Linked DNA regions of Homo sapiens: region 1 is linked to region 2. A link is an interaction called in ENCODE POLR2A ChIA-PET data of the cell type or tissue named here. Cell type or tissue: OCI-LY7. All regions are shown on one strand. Each heading gives the region's core, and the rest is flanking DNA. Links, peaks and the distances in the headings are about the cores only.

What was found. Peaks named below come from ENCODE experiments on the same cell type or tissue, not always from the same donor. Only the 100,000 strongest peaks of a DNase experiment are listed, where the experiment ranks them.
Region 1: POLR2A ChIA-PET joins it to region 2 with 9 read pairs; 1 of 35 experiments calls an interaction of 5 or more read pairs at or near these places.

What each region holds. Positions count from the first base shown.
Region 1 is chrX:130,835,343-130,838,266 of GRCh38, forward strand. All of the region lies in intron 2 of ENOX2 (ecto-NOX disulfide-thiol exchanger 2), which reads right to left. It overlaps LOC124905217 (a long non-coding RNA gene), which reads left to right. Exons shown (of 2, transcript XR_007068334.1): 2 at 508-881. Among named protein-coding and RNA genes, the nearest start is that of ENOX2-AS1, 34 kb to the left of the region's middle. In OCI-LY7, for the core only: no CTCF peak of the experiment used is centred there; a DNase peak (open chromatin) is centred at 1,289.
Region 2 is chrX:130,343,769-130,346,692 of GRCh38, forward strand. SLC25A14 (solute carrier family 25 member 14) reads left to right here. Exons shown (of 11, transcript NM_001282195.2): 3 at 1,414-1,507; 4 at 2,776-2,923. Among named protein-coding and RNA genes, the nearest start is that of SLC25A14, 5.3 kb to the left of the region's middle. In OCI-LY7, for the core only: no CTCF peak of the experiment used is centred there; no DNase peak of the experiment used is centred there; H3K4me3 peaks cover 615 bases; H3K27ac peaks cover 1,052 bases.

The DNA.
Region 1 (2,924 bases), core at 237-2,736, 490 kb after region 2:
TAACAGGTGAGTGAGTACTCTTATTGTCTCAGTTTTACAGATGAGGCAACTGAGGCTCAGAGATTAAGTTAGATGTATACATTCACACCAGTATTAAGGGGTAGAATTCAGATCTATGTCTGCTCTTAACTGCTAGGTTATGTTGCCACCAATAGAATACATAACATACATATCTGTCTATTTAATATTTATTTACATGTAATATGTATGTATATTATGATAGGTAAATTCTACACGAATTAGCTAGGCAGAAAGCAGCATAACATATTAGAAAAAAACACTTGATTAGGAGTCCCGAGGCCTGGGTTTGTACTCTAGGCTCTGACACTAACTAGTTTGTATGGCTTCAGGTGAGTAATTTAACACCTCTGTGCCTCAGTTTCCCCATCTATAAAACAAGAATATCAAGCAGAAGCTTCCATAACATCCCCTTTAGCTCTACCATTCTATTACTCTACTGAAATAAGTTATGTCACATAAATTACCATGAATGTTTTGCCTTTGCAGATAACTTACACCGAAAGCAACTCAAGGAATAAATTCTGCTAAAAAGCACACCCTTGACACAGCAGATCTGCTAGAAAGAGGGAGATGATTTCAAAAGGAGAAACTTCCTGTGATAGCAAATGGAGCTGCCAGCGTAGTCTTTGAACTCTCCTTCACCATCAGCCAACGAAAGACTTCAGTTATTCTTCACTAAAAATGACAGTCTGCAAGTATTTTGGACCTCCAGGTCGAGGCTAAGTTGGCAAGAACTAAATGGAGAGAAAACCATTTTACAGGGTCACTGCTAAATCCAGAATCACGGGATTTCTGAAGAAACTGTATATGGGTGACTAAATCAAAGGCTTCTGTTAGGTCAATAAAAATGTTTCTAATAATAAAAGTCTCAGACTTTGTTTCTGAAATATCACTGGTGCTTTAAGTTGAATTGAGAGAAAGGCTAGATATGAAACATAACTAGACCACTGTTAGAGAATTCCCTTCTCTAGGGACTGAGCATCTGGGAAAAATGTCACGTAACCTTAGCAAGACACATGGAATCACAATCAATGTAGGCAGACTCTGATTTTTGATCCTTTGTACAATGCACAATACCAAATTGATCAGTGAGTCTCCAGAAAAAAAAAAATGAGCACATTCAAAGACTCGACTGGCCTTCTACAGGGGGTTTTCAGCAGTCTGAGGAGCAACTGATTGAAGAGTCTTAAGCTTTTATGTTTGTATTTCTCCAGAGCAGTTCTTGGCTAGCTTCTCTCTGCTCTGCTGCCTTCCCAGGTGACTAACAGCTGTTATCTCTGACCCAGGAAGTAGTGATAAGCTACGTTCCTAGCTGCCTTTCCAAAGCTCTCAAGAGTGGGTAAAAGAGGTTACTGATAGTGTCTTCTCACTTTTACTACTGACAGTGATGGAATTCCTAGAGAGCTAATTTTTCTCATGAAATATTTTATTTTATAAAGGTAGCCAAAGAAAGGCAAAGAAAGGCTGGGGGAGAGGAAGAGAGTAAGCTATTTAGCTTTATCTGTGGGTTATTTTCCTCATGGCATAGTACTTTGTGTTTTTAAATTCAATGAAACCTTTTATCCTCTAGGTGAGCATTTTATATGAACCCACAGATGGCTTTTTTAGTTGGCCAATATTAGAAATACAAAGGTGTCTGAATGAATAGATAACTGACATTATCACAGGGTTGGAAAGGGAAGAAGCATATGGCAGGTTGATACTAGGAATTATTAAGATAAAATTGAAAGTGTTGGAATTTGAAAGTGGGTACTAAATTCATTTGGATTACAAATTATTACAATGAGAAACCAGAACCTTACAGACTAATCAATTTTCATTAATGGATTTCTTTTGACCTTGTCCAGTGGTTTCTAAATTGGTTCTTGCAACAGACCCTTGGAATGGCTTCTCTCCATTTGGTGGCCCAGTGCATTAACTTATACTTCTCCTGTGCCAACAGCTCATCTACAGTAACAGAAGTGAAGCCTTTCTACTATGAGCTCTGAGTACCCAACTAAGTCCACAAATGGACTAGAAAGGTCATAGCTGCTCACTAACCAGTAGACATGTCAAATCAGATTTGTATAATTTTAGAGTTGAAATGGTCCTTTGAGGTTATCTTACTTTTAACCTTGATCCCAGTAAAAGAATCTCATTCACAGCATGCCTAACAGTGGCATCTAGACATACTTAAACATGTTCAGGACTGGAAAAGTCCTTGCTTCATAAGAACACCCATTCCACCGCCAGACAGTTTGAATAGAAAGGTTTTCCCCTATATGCTAGGCGAAAATCTGAATTCCTATGGCTACCTGGGTTCATATCCAGGTTCCCTCATTTATATGATCTTGGGTAGATCACTTAATCTCTGTGTTTCAGTTTCTTTATATGTAAAAATGGAGATAACAATAGTACCTACCTCATAGGATTGCAATTAAACAAGTTAACACAAATCAAGTACTTAGCACAGTCCCTGGTACAAAATAAGTGCTCAGTAAATATCAGCTCTTGATCTTACTGCTAATATTACTGCTACATTTACAACTGCTACTATCACTACTAAGGATACCCTCTGGAGTGACACATATCAATCTTCAATCCTCTTGTTCATATCAGCTCTTCAAATATTTGAAGACTCCTATCCAAAGCATGAGCTTCAAAGGTATGCATCTCTCTGCTTTATATTAACTCTGTATTAGGCAAGTTATCTGATACCTTCAAATCAGACACTTTGAAAGCAGATAACACCTACTATCCTGGCATGATGGCTCATGCCTGTAACCCCAGCACTTTGGGAGGCTGAAGTGGGCGGATCACTTGAGGTAAGGAGTTATGAGACCAGCCTGGCCAACATGGTAAAACCCCGTCTCTGCTAAAAATACAAACATTAGCCGGGCATAGTGGTGCATGCCTGTAATCCC
Region 2 (2,924 bases), core at 188-2,687:
TTAACTAACAATTATTGAGCTACATGCCAGGCACTTTTAAAGGTGTTTTTCATATATTATTTAATTTTCACAACAACCCTATGATATAGTTTTTATTATTAGTTCCATTTTACAGTTCAGAAAGTGGAGGCATAGAGAGATTAACTTGCCCAAGGTCACAGAACTAGTAAGTGGTGGAGTCAGGAAATGAATCTGGAGTTAGCATTTAAATTTTAACAGTCTGACTTCAGGAGTCTGCATTCCTCACCATAAACCACTTGGAAGTTGCTTTTGAAATTCAGAAGTATACATACTGTGAAGCTCTGAAAAAGGAATATTTGAAAGAAATCTGAGAGTCCATGCTAAGAACAGATACTACTTTCAGATGGACCAGGATTTAGTAGGCAATGCCTAGAGCAGTTCTTAAGTGTGGAAGTATCAGCGTTATTTGGGATCTTGCAAATTCTCAGGGCCATACCACCAATCAGAAACTCTGGGGGAGAGGCCCAACAATCTATGTTTTAATAGACCTTCTAGATGATTCTAATACATGCTAAAATTTGCAAAACCTAGAGGCCAGAGCTCTGGAAAAAATAAAATCCAAGAGAGAGCAAGCTGACAGTGGCAGAAAAAGAGAGTAAAGCTGAAAAGATTGATGATGACAGGTCTAACGGGGGTGGGATAGGGAAGGAGAAAAGGGAGGCTGGGAGCAGAATACGTTGTTAAAGAACTAGAACATAAAAGAAGAACAGTATTTATATGTGTGTGTTTTAAAAGGCCAAGAGGAAGGAAAAGGAGATCCACTAGATGGATGTACGTTAAATGTCAGAGGGAAGATAGACATCATATTGCTATCATTCCTTTGGGCGCTAGAAGGAAGGTGAAAAAGTTCTTAGCTCAGCCTGGGCCTAGTTGGGGGGACAAAGTTATATATAGCTAGAAACCCTATAGTAGAGAGATAGGAGGGCTAAGAATATGAGAGAGTAGTAGTGTGAGCCTGTGCTTTGCACCTGAATCAAGCTAACTGAATACCATGAACTGCTTTTATGAGATGCCTCAGCCTATATAATTTGAATTCCGGGTTCCTTCATTTGTAATTATCTAGTTGAATGTCAAAGTTGGGTGTGCTGGATGGACTGAAGCCTCTTCTCTGGGTGGGGATGAATATAACATTAAAGAAACTGGAGAGAATGAAGGGCACAGGTTGATCTCTGAGTGAATCACACGCCTACCCCTACAAAATGTCAGTAAAGAACAAACTCATGATCATCCAGCACATAAAACAGGATCCCCCATTTTTGTGTCATTCCACTTGGTGGGGTTTTTCTTCTACATCTATTTTATTTGCCAATTTTGTTTATCTAAATTATATGATCAGATGCTAACAAATGCTCCTCACTCTTGTGCCTTGTTCTGATTTGTGTTTATTTTTAGCACCAGAAAAGTACCACTGTAAGTCATGAGATGTCTGGTCTGAATTGGAAACCCTTTGTATATGGCGGCCTTGCCTCTATCGTGGCTGAGTTTGGTAAGAATGTGAGAAATGACAAATCTGCATTATACGGTATAGATGGTAGCTTATGATGATGGTTATTTTTGGTGAAAGCTAGGTAAAAAATAAGAAGCTCGCCTTATTTTGAAAATTGTCTCAAAGCCATGAAGTAATATTTCAGGGAAAGTACTACTGATGGTATGGCAGATGAGTTAAGAAAAGTCAAACTAAGGAAAGCTTTTTTGGTAGTTTAGTGATTTGTTAGTTTGCTAGGCTTAAGTAAAATACATGAATATATAGAGGGAGTTGATATGTCATAAGGGTTTTTGCTATATTTCTGTATTAATAGTCTTTTATGCTAAATTATTTATAAGTTTATTTGTACTGAAAGTCCTTTTTTTCAAACCTCTTTCCCATTTTAGAAGAAAATGTACTAACAAGATCAAACAAGATTCTCTTCTACATGATTTTGATTTTGAAATATTTTTAGATTGTCGTTTTTTTCATCTTCCAGATGTTCTCTTTTCTAAACTATTCATGAGTGACTACTGACGTTCTTGGCATATCCTGTGGTGTTGTGATATTTGGGTCATCAGTGACCAGAGCTACCTAATCACCTTGTTAGTTTTACACCCTGAAATATATTTTGTCAATGTGATGACCACTTCTGTTTGTTGATGTAAGAGGTTTGGTTAAAGAAATTTCCCCCCCAAACACTCTGCTGGTATTAGTCCTGAATTACCTAAGGGACCAGGATGAGTAGAACCAAATAAGACTTTGCCATTATCTTTCATAATATTAGGGGACTATTTGTTTCTTGTAAACAGATAAAAGAAAAACCCCACAAAACTTTGTAACACTATATAAGAGCATCTGGAGCAGCAATCCCATGCTTTCCTATCTTTGTGAAAATTTAGGGAGATTTTATGAGACACAGAGGTGGGGAGACTTGGGGTGGGAAGGGGCAGGAGGGAGACTGATAAATGCCAGATTATATGTTACAGATGAAATAAAAAACAACATTTAATTATTTTGCATTTATAATAGGGCAATCTGAAAGCATTTTATTATATTACAGTTTGAAGTATATTGTGGGTCAATTGGTGCTGCCTATGTATAGTATAATGCATTTCACTTACCACATGCAACTCATGTTCTCTGACAGTGGTATTCTACTAGAGCTCTTCTATGTGTTATAAAAAGGACTTTGTCTTAGGATTCAAATATTGTCCTTGGCTTATATTTAGCAACAACTTAACTGTGATTCTTTGGACATACTTATAAATAAGTGTGTTCCTTTATAGGGACTTTCCCTGTGGACCTTACCAAAACACGACTTCAGGTTCAAGGCCAAAGCATTGATGCCCGTTTCAAAGAGATAAAATATAGAGGGATGTTCCATGCGCTGTTTCGCATCTGTAAAGAGGAAGGTGTATTGGCTCTCTATTCAGGG